Regions from separate parts of the Homo sapiens genome. Here region 2 is linked to region 1. A link is an interaction called in ENCODE POLR2A ChIA-PET data of the cell type or tissue named here. Cell type or tissue: PC-3. All regions are shown on one strand. Links, peaks and the distances in the headings refer to the core of each region. The heading gives the core; the rest is flanking DNA. Region 1 overlaps PCAT5 (prostate cancer associated transcript 5). Region 2 has its middle 570 kb from the start of LINC02630.

Region 1 (4,400 bases), core at 140-4,139:
CTAGTTATTGTTTTTAATTTCTTCCTGTGCTTAATTTATAAATAAAACTTTTTCATAGCTCTGTATATAAAGGAAAAGAACATAGGACGGCCAGCCCTTCATGCCCATGGGTTCCACATATGCAAATTCAACCAACCTTGGATCAAAAATATAAAAAAAAATAAAAATAACCATACAACAATAAAAATAATACAAATAAAAGCTAATATAATATAATAACTATGTACATAGTATTTACATCATATTAGGTATTATAAGTGTATTTAGTCTGTTTTCACACTGCTGATAAAGACATACCTGAGACTGGGTAATTCATAAAGAAGAAGAGGTTTAATGGACTCACAGTTCCACGTGGCTGGGAGGCTTCACAATCATGGCAGACGGCAAAAGGCACATCTTACATGGCGGCAAACAAGACAGGATGAGAGCCAAGCGAAGAGGGTTTCCTCTTATAAAACAATCAGATCTCATGGGACTTATTCACTACCATGAGAACAGTATAGGGGAAATCACCCTCATGATTCAACTATCTCCTACCATGTCCCTCCCACAACATGTGGGAATTATGGGAGCAACAGTTCAAGATGAGATTTGGGTAGGAACACAACCAAACCATATCAATAAGTAATCTAGAGAAGATTGAAAGTATACAGGAGGTGTAGATTATATGCAAATACTAAACTATTTTATATAAGGAACTTTTGAACACCTGTAGGTTTTGGTATCTGCTGGAGATGCTGGAAGCAATCCCCTGCAGATACTAAGGGCAACTGTATATATATAAGGTTCTATATTATCCAGGGTTTCAGGCATCCACTGGGTTCTTGAAACATACCCCCTGCAGATAAGAGGGGACTACTATATTTAGATTGCTGCATACTTTAACAAGCATAGTCTACCTCCTCTTTCTCTTGGAGGGTCTATTTGCAATGAGGAAATTGAATAGAAAGGATTGCATAGGAGTCCCCAAAACTATTTGTAGGAGCCTTTCACCTTTAAGACTCAAGCATATACATGTCAGCACCTAGATTTTGAACAGACTGAATATTTATCCAAAGGGATGAAGTTACCTAAGACAGGTTGCTGGATTGTAGACAAGGGAATAGTGCTATGATCTGAATGCTTGTGTTCCCTTCCAAATCCATATATGGAAACCTAATCATTCATGTTTTTGTATAGGGAGTGGGCCCACTGGGAGGTGACTCGGTCATGAGGACAAAACCTTCATGAATGGAGTAAGTGCCATTATCAAAGAGAACTAGTTAGCCTCTTCCACCACGTGAGGACACAAAAGGTGCTGTCTATGAGGAAGGTGGCCTCACCAAACACTGAATCTACCAGTACCTTGATCTTGGACTTCCCAGACTCCAGAACTATGAGGAACAAATATCTGTTGTTTATTAGCTACTCAATTTATGGTATTTGTCATAGCTGCCCAAACAGACTAAATCAAGCCATACTCATGTGCACTCTATAAAGGTTGACGGTAGTGTGCAAGGTGCATTAGAAGGGGTGAAAACAGAAAGGAAGACGGCATCCCATCATGATGACTGGTATGGTTTGATTGTGTCCCCACCCAAATCTCATCTTGAATTCCACATGTTGTGGGAGAAACCCAGTTGGAGGTAACTGAATGATGGGAGCAGGTCTTTTTTGTGCTGTTCTCATGATAGTGAATAAGTCTCATGAGATCTGATGGCTTTATAAGGCAGAGTTTCCCTGCACAAGCTCTCTCTCTCTTTGCCTGCTTCCATTCATGTAAGATGTGACTTGCTCTTCCTTGCCTTCCACAATGATTGTGAGGTTTTCCCAGGCACGTGGAACTGTAAATCCAATTAAATCTCTTTCTTTTGTAAATTGGCCAGTCTCAGGTTTGGATTTATCAGCAGCATGAAAACAGACTAATACAGTAAATTGGTATCAGTAGAGTGGGGCACTGCTGGAAAGATACCCGAAAATGTGGAAGTGACTTTGGAACTGGGTAACAGGCAAAGGTTGGAACAATTTGGAGGGCTCAGAAGAAGATGGGAAAATGTGGGAAAGTTTGGAACTCCCTAGAGACTTGTTGAATGGCTTTGACCAAAATGCTGATAATGATATGGATAATAAAATTCAGTTTCAGGTGGTCTCAGATGGAGATGAGGAACTCATTGGGAACTGGTATAAGGGTGACCCCTGTTATGTTTTAGCAAAGAGACTGGCAACATTTTGCCCCTGCCTAGAGATTTGTGGAACTTTGAACTTGAGAGAGATGATGTAGGGTATTTGGTGAAAGAAATATCTATGCAGCAAAGCATTCAAGAGGTGACTTGGGTGCTGTTAAAGGCATTCAGTTTTAAAAGGGAAACAGAGCATAAAAGTGCAGCAAATTTGTAGCCTGACAATGCAATGGAAAAGAAAATCTCATTTTCTGAGACGTTCAAGAAAACTGCAAAAATTTTTATAAGCAATGAGAAGCCAAATGTTAATCCCCAAGACAAAGGGAGAAAATGTCTCCAGGGCATCTCAGAGGTCCCCATGGCAGCCACTCCCATCACAGGCCCTGAGGCCTAGGAGGAAAAAGTGGTTTCATAGGTTGAGCCCAGGGTCCCCATGCTGTGTGCAGCCTAGGGACTTGGTACTCTGTGTCCCAGCTGCTCCAGCTCTAGCTGAAAAGGGCCAGCATAGAGCTCGGGCCACGGCTTCAGAAGGCGCAAGCCTTAAGTCTTGGCAGCTTGCACTTGGTGTTGAGCGTTCAGGTGCAGGGAGTCAAGAATTGAGATTTGGGAACCTCCACCTAGATTTCAGATAGGTGGGCAGACAAAATGAGGAGAGCAGGTGGAAGTTCTGTTCTGATCACCTTTGCTTTCTCTGTTAGATGGAAGGAAGGAAGATCATCAACTGAGTGAAGAAGGTGCAAGAGGGCAGAAAGGACAGTGAGTCATGGGCAAGGGCCAGGAGCACTGAGTGGACCATAGAGATGGAGCCTGGCTGCCACGTGCACTCAAGTCCCCCTGGAAGCGCAGGGTGATGAAAGAGACTTAGAGCAGTAAGCCTGGGCATGTGGTTTTTTCTGGACACAGTTAAGGGGTGGAGGCAGGTCAAAGCATCATTGCGGACAGGGCAGTGAAGGAAGTGAGTGACAGGGGAAGGAGGCTGCAGCTGGAGCCCAGGATGTTTGCAATGGAAATATAGACTTTGTAGCTATTCCAGTGTGACTGTGGAATGGGGGACTGAAGTGGTGTCTAGAATAAGATCTTTGGAGAATAGGTCAGGGAATAGAGAGACCAGCTTATGTACAGTATGTGGGTATTTAAGTCACCAAGAGTTAAGGCAATGGTCATATTGCAAAAACCAACAGCGAGCAGCGGAAGGGCCCTGGGGTTGTAGATGACTATAACAGTGACTAGTCAGTCTAACGTGCCATTCAAATGCAGGGATTCTGGAAGAGGAGGGGAGCAAAGTGACAGCCTCTGTGGAAGTGGCCATGCAGAGACCATGGTGGGTCCCCCGCAACCCAGAGGCTCAACACAGGAAAGAATACAGGTGATGAGATGCTGTTTTTGGAGAAGGCAGCAGGGAAATGAAGCATTAACCTAGGTAGCAAGAAACTTGGTATTTGAGACATTTCTTCTCTTTTTAATTGATACCTAATAGTTGTGTGCATATTAGGAGTACACGTGCTATTTTGATACCTGTATATAATGTGTGATGATTAAATCAGAGTAACTGGGATTTCCATCACCTCAAACATTTATCTGTTCTTTGTGTTGGGAACATTATTCTTCTTCTCTTCCCTCCCTTATTCTTCTCTTATTCACTATGCATATTTGTAAAAATATAAAAAAGAGTGATGATGTTGAGGCTAAAAGATAAAATGTGTTCAACGTTGGCTTTACGGGGCAAGGACATCATCCTAGCTCATAGAAAACATGAGTCTGTTAATACTGAACTGTGCCTACTGTGTTCGGCTGGAGAGGCAGGAAATCCAGTGTGACAGCCCTGAGCGTTCCATGACCAATCACTTTGGTCTTTGTCCTGAGGAAATATAATAGGCAGCTTGGAACAGTGCACCATTGTTCACATTACATGAGTGGGAAGATTAAGCTCTTAATTAACAGAGAATGGGTAATTGATCATTGTTAAATGCCTGAAAGTAGTCACGATTACATATGGGGCCATGAAATTAATCATTGTCTTTTTCTCTGGAAATGATCATGATTGCTTATGAATAACTTTATAATGAACACTGAGCTCCACCAAATCACTAATCACCTGGGAATGAGATTTGTGATTTGGTAGAGTTCAGGGTTTGCTCATTGTGGAAGTCTTCCCACTCTTCATAATGTTAGCCCCTTTGAGAGGAAGATTTCCAGATTTAAATACACCCAGAAGAACAAAGGAGCAATAGACGGAAAAAA
Region 2 (4,400 bases), core at 121-4,120, 680 kb before region 1:
AGTGGATTCAAAGATTGAATTCATTTGTTATTTCTAAAAACAAAGCATTAAATATTCATGTTGCATTTGTTCATGACAGTTAAACTTCTTGAGTGGAATGCAGAGATCTTTTATTTCAGCACTGTCTTAATGCAGGATTAGTTTATTTTGGTAATATATTATTGTTAGAATTAAACCAGGCTTCAGGCTTTTCAAGTTTGATTTGGGCTTTTACTTTTCATGTCTATGTGTGGTCCTTTGGTCTCAAGCTTTGATAGATTAACGATGACCACAGATTCTTTCCAATCAGTATTCCCATCAAGAGGCAGAGGCTATTTCTGACACCGGCCTGTGACCGGTTTGACCAATTGTATGTGGCAGAAGTGCCACCATGACAGTTCCAGGTCTGGGCTGTAAGAAGACTGACCCTTTCCACCTTGGAGTTTCAGGGCTCTGAGTATCTTGTAAATGTTGACTACCCCATCGACCACCTTGTGAGGCCCCGGGGATACATAAAGGGGCTCAGCAAAATCCAGGCTTCCAGATGCCTCTGTCAAGGCACCAGTATGTGCCTGAAGCCCTCGTGACCCCTCCACACCAGACATCAGTCCAGCTGCTGGCTGACAACCACTGAGTAAACCGAGGGATGGCACCCAGAATGGAAGAATCACCCAGGGGAGACCTGCCTGAATTCCTGACACACAGTGAAATGAAATGAGATGGTGGCCATTTGTAACCTCTTGTTTTGAGGTAGTGAGGCAGAACAAAATGGCCAAGGGAATGGTTAGTGTCACAAAGATGGCCAATAATATTAATGGTATTAATTAACTTGTGAACAACAATAAAGCTAAAATTTAAATTCTGAGTTTCTAGTTCTATATGTAGTCGACCCTCTGTATCTGCAGATTCCACCTCTGTGGATTCAACCAACTGTGGATCAAAAATATTTTTTTAAATTGTGTCCGTTCTGAACATGGACAGATTTTTTTCTCATCATTATTTTCTAAACAATACAATAGAACAACTGCATTTACATAGCATTTACATTGCATTAGGCATTATAAGTAAATTAGAAATGATTTAAAGTAACAGGAGAATGTGCATAGGTTATATGCAAATACAGTGCCATTTGATATCAGGGACTTGAGCATCTGCTAATGTTGGTATCTTAGGAAGGTCCTGGAACCAGTCCTTCATGGACACCATAAACCTTCAAAATGTCCTAATGACCTCCAAACCAACCCAATGAAAATTTAAAATAAACACATTGATTAAAAAAACTTATTCTAAATCAGTGACTTGTGTATTAACCATTTATGTTATTGACTTAATTTTCAACTTTAATCCATAGTGTAGGTCAAAGCAATGTATATTTAATAACCTGTGCACTTACGAACTAGGTATTTTAAACAGCATTTTGAGTAAAGGAACCTAAATTAAGAAGATAGTATGCTACTTTTTGAATGTGGTGGTTGACCTCATCAGACAAGATGTAGTGGCAGCCGGTGGAGAGTGTGTTTCATAGCCCTGGCCTCCTGGGTCACTCAGTTCCCTTTCATTACTTCATCTCTTTATTGTCTTGGAGGCTTCTGCCTGGACCCCTCATTCTTCTCCATGGTAAACCCTTCTCGTGCAGCTTCATGACTTGCTTAAGGTCACTCACTCAGTGACATTTTCCTTTTGACCGTTCAATAACAAGATGCTTAATTCCTTCCTTCTTTATAACTCCATAGACCCAGGGGCAAGGACAATAAATCTCTGGATGTGCATCTTCACATAGAGTCAACCCACTGTAGTCCTGGTGACCAGTGACTGTGCTTCATGTAGTTCAATGCAGAGGTTGCAGAGGTGCAGGCTTCTTCAAAATCTTGTGGTTTTATTGTCAAAACACAGGACCTTTTAGGGTGCAGGGAAAGAAAAGGCTTCTCACTGACTCAGCCTATGTGTAACAGGGCAGGAAGGGGTGGTTCCTATGTGTGCAGGAGGGAGAGGGTAACCAGCCATATCGGCGCAATGCCCAAAACACCATTTTTAACCTGTAAGTCATAAGACAAAGGCAGGAACCAAACAACAAGAGAGCAATTCAGTTTCATTATAGACACTACTACCCTATTCATCTGCATAAAGCATCTGAGATAAAGCTATTTTGATAAATAAAATCATGTTCACAATGCAGAAAACAGTGAGCATCTGAGACTCATGGAACTCTAGAAACTGAGAAACTGTATTATTCAAACTCCTAATGTGGTGTGCCTGGGGCACACAGACCTGGGTAACATCTTCCATGTAACCAAGGACACACGTCCAGTGAGTGCCTGAGACAGGAGGAGATCTCTTTGTCTAAGCTCTCATGGCAATGATCTTTCAACCACATCATACATGATAAAGAAACTGTAGAGGGAAGAGAAATTTGAAATTGAAGATATTTACCCATCTTCCAATGGTTTCTAGATTTTTCCTACTTTCTTTCTGACCTGAAATTTTTTCATTTAAAGCACATCAAGTTTAGGCCTCTGAATTTGGAAACACGCACGTATACCCCAAGCATGAACTTTGGATTTACAAGTGTTGAGAAGTATTAACTGTGTGTTTAATGGGATTTTGTTGTTGTTGTTGTTTTTTGCTAAGTGGAATGTGGGATTTGTTCTGGCTTGCCAAGTATTTCATATAAATAGTTTTCTTAATGAAAAGAGGCTTGAGAAAGATTCTTACTTTGAAAAGGAGATTATGATTAAAATTCTTCAAATTGTAGCCCACAGGGACAAATATTATTATGGACTAGGTGATTCGAAGAAATAATTTAAAAATCAACTCTACTAATTAAATTTCCAAATTCATGCACAAAGACTTGGCTTAATTAGTAATTCCATATACATATATGCAATAGAATGAACAGCTTCCTTAGCACCTGAACTATGAGTCATTTTTGCCCAAAGCAGGTGAGGATAGTGAGCTACTCTACAGGATAATGGAGACTTGGGGGTGGGGCGTGAAGAGTCTGGCATTATATTAAAAGGATATTTTATTTACTGAAGTAGTTACCTGTCAACTAATGCTATTTAAGCGCATTCTTTTAAATAGGAAAAAAAACCCCTGGGTTTTATGTTCTTCAATTTCTTGAATTAAGATGATTAAAAGTGGAGATTAAATATAATCTTTATTCCAAAGTCACTCCTGTGTACTATGCCAGATACTTAGGCAGCAGTTAAATTCCTTGAGTCCACTAAAATTGCATTTGCCCTGTTACCATTTCAGCAAAAGAAGCTATTTTCATTTGTGAATACATGATTTAGTTATAAATATTTCAGGCGTATGTTTTTCATCTTCTATTTGCTTACTGACTCTTTTCCCCCGAATTTTCTGTAGCCTTGGTGTATAGGATTGAACTATATTTCTTTTCTTTTTTTTTTTTTTTTGAGACAGAGTCTAGCTCTGTCACCCTGGCTGGAGTGCAGTGGCGCGATCTCCGCTCACTGCAAGCTCTGCCTCCCAGGTTCTCGCCATTCTCCTGCCTCAGCCTCCCGAGTAGCTGGGACTACAGGCGCCTGCCACCACGCCCAGCTAATTTTTTGTATTTTTAGTAGAGATGGGATTTCACCGTGTTAGCCAGGATGGTCTCGATCTCCTGACTTCGTGATCCGCCTGCCTCGGCCTCCCAAAGTGCTAGGATTACAGGCGTGAGCCACTGCTCCTGGCCTGAACTCTATTTCTTATAACCTGGTTTGTGTAAGTGCACAGGATGAAGAGTTTGGGGGGGCTGAAGGCAGAACTTGCTAGGAAGGCTGACTCTTTTTTTCTCTATGGAAATTTCTTCAAATGCCCTGCATCAAGTGACACTCCATGGAACCAAGGGAGTATCACACTGCAGTCATTTGCAGCTTATTTTCCAATTACCACCCTACCTTGGAGCTCTGAATATGTTCACTGGGCCATCAACATCCATTCCTGCCTCCTCTTGTGTGCCTTATGGTATGGTAGAGGCTGGAAAACTAAAAGCCTATTTCCCAGACTCCTTTGTGGACAGGGTCATGGATGCAAATTAGATGCATTCATGCTCTACCTGCAATTCATCTCTGAACTGAAATCCCATATCCTGCTGAGGTTTCTGCAGGCAAGCAAGGTCCCAGGGACACGAGTGTGGACAAGAGCTGTGGAGGCAGCCTTGTGGATCCACTTTCTGGTCACAAGTGCGGTCAGGAGGTATTGAGCTGGTTGTAGAAGAGGAGATAGCGGTGGTAGTGCCTTCCAGGTTCTTAGATTGAAGCTATAGCAGTGGTTTCTACACAAGAGAGAGCCATTATTAGACCTGACTCCTACCATTCTAGCCCTTGCAAAAATGTTATATTCCTTGTATTAAATCTTCTCCTTAAAATACGTAAAGCAATTTATTGCCCTGAATCTATCTGATATGCCTAGCATAT

The links. ChIA-PET counts read pairs that join two places held together with the same protein. Peaks named below come from ENCODE experiments on the same cell type or tissue, not always from the same donor. Only the 100,000 strongest peaks of a DNase experiment are listed, where the experiment ranks them.
Region 2: POLR2A ChIA-PET joins it to region 1 with 5 read pairs; 1 of 35 experiments calls an interaction of 5 or more read pairs at or near these places.

What each region holds. Positions count from the first base shown.
Region 1 is chr10:35,784,546-35,788,945 of GRCh38, reverse strand. All of the region lies in intron 1 of PCAT5 (prostate cancer associated transcript 5), which reads right to left. Among named protein-coding and RNA genes, the nearest start is that of PCAT5, 8.4 kb to the right of the region's middle. RefSeq lists an enhancer at 3,583-4,400. In PC-3, for the core only: no CTCF peak of the experiment used is centred there; no DNase peak of the experiment used is centred there; H3K27ac peaks cover 47 bases.
Region 2 is chr10:36,467,330-36,471,729 of GRCh38, reverse strand. No RefSeq gene overlaps it. Among named protein-coding and RNA genes, the nearest start is that of LINC02630, 570 kb to the right of the region's middle. In PC-3, for the core only: no CTCF peak of the experiment used is centred there; a DNase peak (open chromatin) is centred at 1,929; H3K27ac peaks cover 1,612 bases.